Linked DNA regions of Homo sapiens: region 1 is linked to region 2. Evidence: chromatin contacts called from ENCODE Hi-C or POLR2A ChIA-PET data. All regions are on one chromosome and are shown on one strand. The core of a region is the stretch at or near the end of the contact, and the rest is flanking DNA. Distances in the headings are between cores, read along the strand shown.

Region 1 (5,122 bases), core at 2,067-4,566, 470 kb before region 2:
CACAGCACAGAGAGAATACTCTTGAGGGATTTTGGTAAGTGAGTCAATACTCAAAGTGTGTGTGTTCTAGAAGGTATTATTTCTAATATTTCAGAACTTGGGTGTCACAAAGGTGGCCGTTTTGGGAAACATATACTATCTACTGAATTACTTTCTCTAGCCAGTTCCTCAGAGGGGATGGACTGTGTATATTAAGATAGGGGAGAACGGGAGTAGAAGGAGAACAGGCTTTGAAGTCAAAAGACCCCAATTTAAATCCTAGTCCCACCATTTGCAAGGCATGTGTTGTTGGAATACCTTGGCTGAGAGTCTTTCTGGGCTTCCATTTCCTCATCGGAATAAAGAGGGTCATTTACTACACATAACAGCTCTATCTCAAGGGCCAAAACAATGTTTGCCATATAATAGGTGTTCGGAAGATAGCAGTGACGGTAAATGTATTAACCCTAGAGACTCCTGCCGCAAGATCAAGGAGATTCCAAGAGACCCCAGAAATGCAGCCTTTGAGCCAATATCTTACTAATTGTCATCAGGCTTGGGCTAGAGCAATGGGTCTCAACCAAGGGTAATCTTTCACCCCACAGGGCATGTGGCAATATCTGGAGACAGTCATTTTGTTTGGAAGGGGTGATGCTATTATCTGGTGGGTAGGGGCCAGGGAAATTGCTAAACATCCTACATGGCACAGGACAGCCCCACACAACAGAGAATATTCCCATCCAAAATGCCAATAGCACGTAGGTTGAAAAACTCTGGAGTGGATGAATGAGTTCTCTCATTTGCCCATAATGGGAAAGATTCCCAGAGCCTCCCACAGGGATCTGCGGGGTCCCCTGGGCATGTCACAGCCCAGGAAAGTCTTACCTTGAACAACTCTGATCTTGGCCATCCAGTAGGAAAATCCAGTGTAGGTACCATCCGAGGAAGGGGTCAGCTCTGGGTACCAGAAAAGTGGAATGTCTTGAAGGAGAGATGGAGGCAAAGGTCATCACCGTGTCATCAGATTATCTAGAGCAGAGTAGAGATCTTGTACTAAAGAAAACCATCATTAAGCCCAAATCATAGATACTGGAAGAGGAAAGGCTTGGTCAGAAGTGGTGACCAGGTTTTGCTCTGTCATATACTTTTACCTCCTCTTCAGGGAATGATAAATGATAATGTGGCCTTCTACTTTTGTCTTTGCAAAAATTAAAAATGAATGTTTAATGAGCTACTGCTTTCTGCTAGACCTCTAACCTTCAGGGATGGTTTTCAGCCTGAGCATCTCAGCTTTCCACTTCACTGGGCTCCAGACTCCTCATGGGGAGTGTCTTTTTTCTCTATAGGAAGAATCCTGATGTTGGAAAATCTCTGCAGGGATCTGGCACCTGGTTTAGGACAACAACAAAAAGATCTCTAAAATTCAACCAACAAAGGTCCAAAGGAACTAGGTTGGAACTTCTGTTCCTGAGTAAATCTTTAAAATTTTGGTAGAGATAAATGTGGAATAATGTAAATAAAGCCACCTTTCATTCATTTTCTAGAGATTAATTAAGCACCTGTCAATGCCAAGCAAGTAAGTACAGAGAGTACAGAAATAAAGACAAACGAGTGAAAGAATGCCTTGGTTTGCAAGGATGACACATGAACAGACAATTACAATTCAGGGCTATGGGTGTCGAGTGGGGGTGCACTTACATCAGGTCGCTGGTCAGAGAGTGAGAGGAGGGGCTTGGAGACTTTCCAGAGTAAAGGAAAACTGAGCTGAATCCTGTGTTTTTCTCCCCTCTTCTTTCATTTCCCTTTTTCTAGATGTCTCAATATTGGCTCCATTCACTGGGAAAATGTGTACATACCTCCAACTTCTCTCAAAGGAGTTCCTTACACTTAAAAGAAGGAAGGAAAGAAGGAAACCTATGGCAGACCCTGTTGGGTCCCTGCCTACATCAGGGTCCCTTGGCCCCTACCGTTGCCATACTGGTGACCCTCACCACCAGCAACTGCAGGTCTCCACACTGGGGACTTTTTTGGTTAAGGGATCTGCTGAGCCTGCAGATAGGGCAGGGCAGGCAATGCCTGGGGGTTGATGTCCCTGGACTAACCCTGAGCCAAAGGTGAAGAAGACTTCATGTTTCAATGTCCTGGCTTCCTTGCCACTAGGGAGGGAGAGCTCTAGATGCATCCTACACCATCTCCCAGATGTCCCCAGTGGGATGGCGCCTCAGCTGCTCACAGCAGTAACCTACACTGCTATACCATGGTAGCGTACCACACCCTACATTAGCTTCCCTCCTCACCACCTGGCTGGTGCTCCCACTCAAATCCCAGCCTAAGAATCTGCTTTCGGAGAGCCCAGATGAAGGCAAAGCAAGTGCTGAGTAAATACACTTGCTCATCCAGGGTTTAACCAGTGTGTGCACCTTTGGTAAGACTGTTCACATGTCATAGGAAATAGATTTTTGGCCTTCAAGTAAACCCATGCAGTTGCAAATGGCTTGAAGACTTAGGGGGCTATCCTGAAATAAGGTCACTGACATGCCCAGGTGCCGGGAAGCTCCTCTGGGGCCAGAGGCACTGATGTGCAGGTTGTGGGGGCCTATTCACAGTGCTCTGCTGGACATTTCCCAGCTGAGGCAGACCCAGGCAGAAACTGTCCCAGAGACCCAATTGATCTGCTGGGGCATCGCGGCTGGCACTTCATAATCCAGCATCACAGCATATGATTCGGATATGACCCACCACAGTAGGTACAATTTTCATTTCCTTCCTCATGTCCCCACTGGCAGTCCAAAAGTCATTTATGGCTAGTTTCAAAATCCATGATATTTTTGCAAATGTTTATGTGCATAATGTGTGTGTCTATGTATGGTGCTTTATGATCTAATGATGCTTTAATTAAGTTGATATTCAAATAAGCTTGAATTCTCAGAGCTCCCTGGAGATGCAGCTTATGGAATAGCAGATGATGGGGAAGGATAGTCCATGATTAAAACATCACATGGGATAAATGCCAAAGCAAAGGTCCCACCCCAGGAGAGTTATGAATTGACTGCACCGCTTCTCATCTCCACCCCCTCAATCATTGCTGATGGGCAGAGGGAAACCATTTTCTGCCATCTGGTTTTTGCAAAAGTCAGGCAGTAAGCTCCTTGGGACAAGGATCTTATCTTGTATAGTTCAACAATGAGCACATGGCTGTGTACACTCCAAAAGCCCTATTAGTACTGAATGCAATCATAAAAATAGCCCAACCGTGGACCTTCGATAACGTCCCTGCCGTCGGCTCAAACCTGAGTCACTGTGTCTGAAGGGCACTGGGTTCCCCAGGCTGATGCCTTATGACTTACAAATAAGCAGCACATCAGCTGATAAAGTGACTGGGCCATTATAAAAATCATACAGTAGTTCCTAGGATGCCAGAAAAACAGCCGTTAAACAACAACTTATTTTTCCCTTGGTGTTTGATTTTGGCAATGTGTTCTTTTCAAATGAGAACTATGCCAAACATCTTGTATGAACCCTTCTAGTCAGCAAGTATGTGAATGACCTCTCTATGGCATGCCAGAAGCAGGGCCAGGAGAGGGGAAAGGAAGAGTTGTGGCTGAAGCATGCTGGGCTCAGAACCCTTGCTCTGCAGGCGGAAGCCACCTCAGAGCAGCATCCAGAAGCTGGGCATGAACGGAACAGCTCACAGTGCACAGCAAGGTGTCACAGCCCTTCTAGGCTCACTTGTACAGGCCCCCTCGTACAGATCTCTGTGATTTTCAGGGTTGGCAGCCACTGATGTTTGCTCCCCGAGGAAAAGTGCACCAACTTTAGGTGAATGCCTCATTGTTTGGGGATCTGGAACTGAATTCTCCTGCAGGACTAGCTATGAAATCACTAGAGGACAACAGGAGAAAGCTCATGTAGTGCAGCTTGTGTTGGTGTGGAAATGGACAGATATGCATGCCATCCTGGGCACATGTGTCCATGCCATGTGGGAATGGTCAGGGGATGAACACAGCAGTCTGGGGCTAGAGGCAGACCTGGCACCAGGATTTCCTGAGGAAGAAGTCCCCCTCCTGAGTACGTAACTTCTTTTCCCAGGCTCTCAGAAGTAGCAACACGCTGATGCCCTGCAGCCTTTCTGGGTAGTAAGCAGGGCACGTGGATGCTGGAAGCTGAGCTCTGTGCTGGGCCAGCCTGAGGGCAGTGAGAGAAAAATCCCTGCAGGAAAGTCATTCCCCAAAACAAGCCCATCCCAGTTCCCAGCCAGCTTCTGGGGCTCCAGCCCTCAGCGCCAACTCCATGTTCATATCTGATGGCAGGGAAATCATCTTTCTTAATTCCCAGGGCAAATTGTTCCTAGGAAAGAGCAGAATCTCAGGAGGAAATCACATCATCCGCGAAGGGAGAGCCAGTTCCTTTGTACTATTTTTCAGGGCTGCCTTTGGAGCCAATAATCTGTCATTCCTTGAATAAACAAGCACCTTATCATATCACAAACATTTATTTAACCCTTTTCTCCTGCACTTTTACCAGCAGGGAGAAGGAAAGCAGTTACCAGGGCAGCCAGAGCCCGTGGCAGAAATGCCAAATTCCCTGAACATTACACTCAATCTGTAAAGTGTCAGCCGGCCCTTTTCTGTGCCTCCATAAAGAACCAGTCACCCAGATTCAAGTATCACATTCCGGCCTCCCACTTCCACATCGTCCCTGCCCCAGCCTCAGCCCCATCTCCATTAATACCCCACGGCCTTTTGCAGACGGGCCCTTAATTCTGTCCAGTGGAGTCTGGGCTAATTTGTTAGTTTTTTTTAGGGGCTGATGGGGGGAATAGAAGGGGGTGGAGGGAAAGGCAAAAGAGTGTTTACATTTCTCCTTTTAATGACAATACACTTGACAGAGCTGTGAGTCCCAGCATTTTGAAATGTGTGTGTGTGTGTGTGTGTGTGTGTGATTTTTTTAAAAAAGGCATATTCTTTGACTCTGACATCACAGGAAAATGGAATGAGCAAAGTATGTAAATTTCTCCAAGCTCTCACAATCTCCATTTTCTCTCGGTGGATGGATTTTGTTTTTCTTTTCTGGTGTTGCTCCCACACAATGGGGCCAAATCTTGTTCAGGACAAAGAAACATATAAATAGAATATGCATGTGG
Region 2 (5,347 bases), core at 1,023-3,522:
TGGGAGGCGGAGCTTGCCAGTGAGCTGAGATCACACCACCACACTCCAGCCTGGGCAACCAAGCAAGACTCCGTCTCAAAAAAAAAAAAAAAAAAAAAAAAGGGAAAGGAAAGGGGTTTTAGTGAAATATCACATGCAACAGTACCACGGAGAAAAGGCACTAAGAACTTGAGAACTGCTGCAGAGAGGGGGGCCTATGGCTCTTCAGCCAAACACTTGTCTTACCCTGGGGCCTATAAGACAGACTAAGGAAGGGCCTGTTCCCCAAGCAGAACTTTAGCTCTAAGGCCAGACCATGCCTTGAAGTATCTCCCATTTTCTACAGTAATTCACCTGACCCAGGGACTCGTGAGGAAGTTACTTGGATTTTGCTGCCTATAGTCCCTCTGGGAGTAAATGCAGTATTTACTCCAATTAAAAATACCACACGGCCTACCTGACCTGATTCAGGGCTATTGGCATATATTTTGGAAATTAACCTTATTCCTAGCCTAAATTTCTCCTTCCTACCTAAATTTTCTGTTTTCTTGTGGTACAGTTGTGTAGTTGTGAGCTGCTTATAATTCATACTGGAAAGGGGTGAGCCATAAGTCCAAAGTAAAATACTTCTAGAAAGGAGCTTTACATGCCCTTCCAGGACAGAATTTCCAACAGTTCTACGGGAAGTCCTTCAAGCTGTGTTAAGACTATGATGAATTTGGCAGAGGAATTTGGCAGTGGTATCAGGTTTTAGGGACTTTGGGAAATTGGGAGAGATCTAATTTTCCTCTGGGTCAAAATACAAGTCAGGGCTCCGCATCTTTTTTGAGCTAGCTTGGGCTTTGGGCTCAGGCTCAAATCCCAGCCCCTTCACTTACTAGTTTATATCCTGGGCACATGACTTAACTTCTCTGAGGCTAAGGTTTGCTCTCCATGACTATGTAGGTCATATCCACAAAGGGTTATTGAGTTCATGCATGTGACTGTCCCTGGCACAGCACACAGGAGGTTAACAGATTTTCCAATCCTCCTTTCTTTTGTTTTCAAGCTACTCTCTTTTTCAACTTGCAACCATGTATTTTCTTTAAAATGTATCACAGCATCAGGCCAGAAAACAAATAGCACCTAATTTGCCACCAATGGAAAGAGCATTTTGTTCACTGGTATATTCATGTGGGAGCTAGTGTAGTGGTTAAGAGAGCAATTTAGAGAGCCAGGCAGTCTGGATTCCAATGTGAGTTCCACGTACAAGCTCCAGGCCTTGGGCCCAATACCTAATCTCACTAGGCCTCAGTTGCTTCATCTATAAACTGGTGATAGTATTATACACATCATACACGTTTGAAGAATCAAATGAGATAATCCAAGTGAAGTGCTTCATTTAGTGCTTGGCATATATTAGGTTGGTGCAAAAGTAATTGCTCTTTTTCCAATTACTTTTAACGGCAAAAACCACAATGGCTTTCACACCAACCTAATGATAAGCATCCAGGGAATGTTAGCTATGGTTAGTGTTTAGTATGATATAATTATTGTTGCAGTTATTGTTGGTTTTACTATTATTGTAATATGGTATCATCATTATTCATACTGGGAACAACAAAAAATTGGTTTAGCTACTTGAATCTCAAATTTACTTCCATAATCTTTACTAATAATTGTACTAGTCTTGATAAAAAATGTGTCCCTCTCTACCTCCTATAGGTCAGTAGCAATTTGATAATATTATATGTTGTTACTTAATTAGAGTCAGGCATTGTGCTAAGTGCTTTCCATGAATTATCTCATTGAATCCGCATAGCAACCTGTAAACTCAGTTATTTATTGCCCCATTTCACAGCCAAGAAAAAAGGTTTAGTGAGAGGAGGTCACACTGGAAGTGGCAGATGAGAGAAGTCCCTACACCAGCTGAGCCTCAGGGGCTGAAAGGATTAGACTGAAAATGATCTCCAAGATTCCCACCCAGCACCATCATCTATTATTTTAAATTAATAATAGTTTTGCTTTATTACCATCTGCCGTATATGTGAATTTATTCATTTGGATGGAGTCTAATGTATAAAGAAAGCTATTGTGACTTTTAGAAAAGACTTTGCTCTAGCAAATTCTACGTAAATAGGCTGATTTCTTTCAGTGTCTCTTGGCTCCATGCTCCCAAAGCCTTGGAAGAACTTTTCCTCCATGTCCAGCACACTATCTCCTTCTTACACGCTCCCAGCCTTCCTAACTTCCACCTTCTGCCAACAGTGTCCACACCTCCCCTCCTCCCCCTGCCATCCCTACACCCAGACCCGCGGCGCATTCCATCTGCCGCCAAGTCCTCACAGCTATTTCTGTCAACGTTATCAAGACCCAAATCCGACCAGCAACACTCCTCACTTGGAGTCCAAAGTCACTTCAGAAAGGCCGGAGAACTCTACAGATGTAAGCTGCTGCTATTATCCTCTCCATATAGATCTGTACACTGATTATTTGTTCCTTGAGGACAGGAATTTTAAACGTTAACATACATGCAAATTACTGAGGGATCTCATTAAATGCAGATTCTGCTTAGGTTACTCTGGGGTGGGGCCTGAGGTTCTGCATTTTGACAGCTCCCTGGATGCTGCTGGTCCCAGACTACACCCTTATCTCAGTTATAGCTCTCAACACCCCTTCAAGGAAGGAATATTGCTCACATTTTATAAATGATCAATGGGCAAGAGAGGTTAAGAGATGTATCCAAGGCCCCAGAGCCGGCGGGTAGCAAAGCTGGGATCTGAACCCAGCTAGATCTTTCTGACTCCATACAACAAAAAAGAAAATAAAATAAAACAAAAAAGAGTATACACACACACACACACACACACACACACACACACACAGAGTTATGTATACGTCTGTATAATGATATCAAACATATTTCATTCTTTATCTCATTTTAACAGCATGACCCTCATAAATGCCTAGAGAAATTTTCAGTCCTGCATGTTGTCAGAACTTAATAAACATTCAATCCGTATGTGGAGTAGGAATGTCTGGGACCTGTTGCTTGGGAGGCCTCTTCCTTTCCTTATAAGCAGACTCATGAAGATCTTTCCTAAAGGTTTCCCTGGGGACTCTATACTTTACTTCTGTTACTGATTAAACTTATTGACTCTAGCACTTTTTTTTGCCTCTAGCAATCCAGTCCCATAGAGAAGCTGACAGATACGTGTTTCCCAATTAGTTTGAATTATGAAAGTAAGGGTGTGAATAATAGCGACCACTAGTGGTGAGTCAGTGCCATCTCACGAAGTAGAAACAGGACGTTGTTAAGTCAGCAAAAAAAAGGGGATGCAGCCTTGCTTCTCCAAGGAGGGTAGCTCCTCTGCGGCAGCCATGAGCCAGTCCAACACTGGCTGCCTTTTCAGGGCCCTGGAATCCAGTTGGAAGATGTGTGTAGGGTCGGAAGGAGGAACAGGAAGATACAAATTAAACAGAAAACACAAAACGAAGCAGCAAACACACAAAAGATGATTACTGGGCAGCTCTCCTGTGAGGGGAGAGTGGACGTCATAGGAGGCTGAAGGAGGTGCTCCCGGGAGCTGGGTAGACAGGAAGGTATCGTGAGGAGGCAGGACTTCAGCTGGGACTTGAAGGGAGAATGGGATTTGGAGATAATGGCATTCCAGGTGGAAGTCATGGGCCACCCAGACAGAGGCCCAGGAGATAGGGGAGTGAACCAAGGTATTCTCAGGATGGAGTGGAGGTGGGAGGGATCCCAGCCCATGAGACAGGGCAGAGAAATCTGGGTGGGCGGCCTGCTTAGTGGAGAGTTGATTACCCGGCCAGGGACTGTGGCCATCACACAGTCGGGGAATGACTTGAGGGAGACAGCAGGTCAGGGAGTAAGTAGTAGACAGGCCATCTACAGCCAGGCAAAGTGGCTTTGGACCCTGACTTCACTCCGTAATAGGTACAAAATAGGAAGGGACACACCTGTTTGAACTTTAGGTACCTCTATTTGTTACTTGGGCTTGATAGGTATTGTCCCAGCGCTTTTCTGGGGCCCCTCCTGGCATCAGAGAACAGGAATCAAGTCCAAACAGGCCTGGAGAGGCAGATACACCAGGCCCTTTCCCAATCACCTGTCACAGCTCTCTGCCCAGGGCCTTTTAGAGAGGCCAAACAGGAACAAAGACAGGGGTGCCACTAGCCACCCCGGGTAGGACACTTCTGTCCTTTGTGGGATATAAGCCAGAGGTCCAAATGAAGGATATTTAGTTTGCCTTTTTGCTAACAGATTAGATGAACAAATAGTACAAGGCCTCCCAGAACAATGAGCCCAAGAAAGGGCTGGGCCAGAACGGACTTGAGTCTGGGGTTCCTGACTCCCAAAGCACAAGGCCCAAAGGCCGCCTGGGTGAAAGGTCTGAGTCAGCCTGGGAGGGACCCGCAGCTGCTCAGGGCTGCTCCTTCTTGGGTGATTTCAAAAGCTACTCCTGGCCTCCAGCTCAGAGGACTGTGTGCCTTCAAGGATTCATTATTCAGTAAGAAGTCAGATGCTATTTGGAAAACAAACATTTCCTGCATATCCATCCAAGTGGGACACTTTAACATAAGAACACTATCTATCATCACAACAGCCCTGTCATTTAGGTATTTTTAATCCACAATTTACAAATGAAGACATTAAGCTCAGAGAATTTGATCCAAGTTTCAGAGCTGGTAAGCCACAGCTCCAGCATTCAATCCTTGGTCTCATTCCTTCCCAGCCCACCGTTTTTATCCAAGATGCCTCAATGACCTCTTCCCTGCAAGAGCCTGCCTTGAGGCTTCCGGGAGTTTTGTCCATCAAAGCTTTCTTGGCTCTGTTTTCACAGTTTGGGAAATGGTACCAACACAGGCATTTCTTCCTACTGTTTGCCCATCATGACCCACCCACTGTTGCCTCCTTAGACTGCTCCTGTGCTATTCCCAGGAGAAATATTACTGCTACTACCACTACTACTAATACAAATGATCTTCACATATTGAGTTTCTACGGTGTGCTGAGCACATGAGTTTATAAATATATGGTCTTATTTAACCCTATAATTATACCTTTTTTTTTTTTTTTTTTTTTGAGACAGTCTCACTCTGTTGCCCAGGCTGGAGTGCAGTGGCCCAATCTCAGCTCACTGCAACCTCTGCCTCCCGGGTTCAAGCAATTCTCCTGCCTCAGCCTCCCGAGTAGCTGGGACTACAGGCTCACACCACCATACCCAGCTAATTTTTGTGTTTTAGTAGAGATGGGGTTTCACCCTGTTGGCCAGGCTGGTCTCAAATTCCTGAGCTCAAGTGATCTGCCCGCCTTGGCCTCCCAAAGTACTGGGATTATAGGCGTGAGCCACTGCTCCCGGCTTAT

Evidence for each region. A loop is a pair of places that touch in the nucleus more often than their neighbours do. ChIA-PET counts read pairs that join two places held with the same protein, here RNA polymerase II (POLR2A). Pooled maps may share reads with other maps.
Region 1: a loop to region 2 is called in a map of heart left ventricle, with 2.7 times the contacts of the local background. The contact joins two enhancer-like sites. A Hi-C loop is called at or near these places in 2 of 168 maps with a recorded cell type or tissue (Caco-2 and heart left ventricle) and 7 of 50 pooled maps. POLR2A ChIA-PET finds 5 or more read pairs at or near these places in 2 of 52 experiments (Caco-2 and WTC11).

The regions. Positions count from the first base shown.
Region 1 is chr18:22,470,110-22,475,231 of GRCh38, reverse strand. It overlaps LOC124904260 (a long non-coding RNA gene), which reads left to right. Exons shown (of 3, transcript XR_007066305.1): 1 at 1-5,122. Among named protein-coding and RNA genes, the nearest start is that of CTAGE1, 55 kb to the right of the region's middle. RefSeq lists a silencer at 4,332-4,626 and an enhancer at 2,291-5,122. Within about 2 kb of position 3,316, at least 16 of the 41 ENCODE cell types and tissues checked have a DNase peak (open chromatin) inside an H3K27ac peak, as active enhancers do; they include heart left ventricle, where a contact is called at or near this core.
Region 2 is chr18:21,995,681-22,001,027 of GRCh38, reverse strand. No RefSeq gene overlaps it. Among named protein-coding and RNA genes, the nearest start is that of LINC01900, 17 kb to the right of the region's middle. Within about 2 kb of position 2,272, at least 9 of the 41 ENCODE cell types and tissues checked have a DNase peak (open chromatin) inside an H3K27ac peak, as active enhancers do; they include heart left ventricle, where a contact is called at or near this core.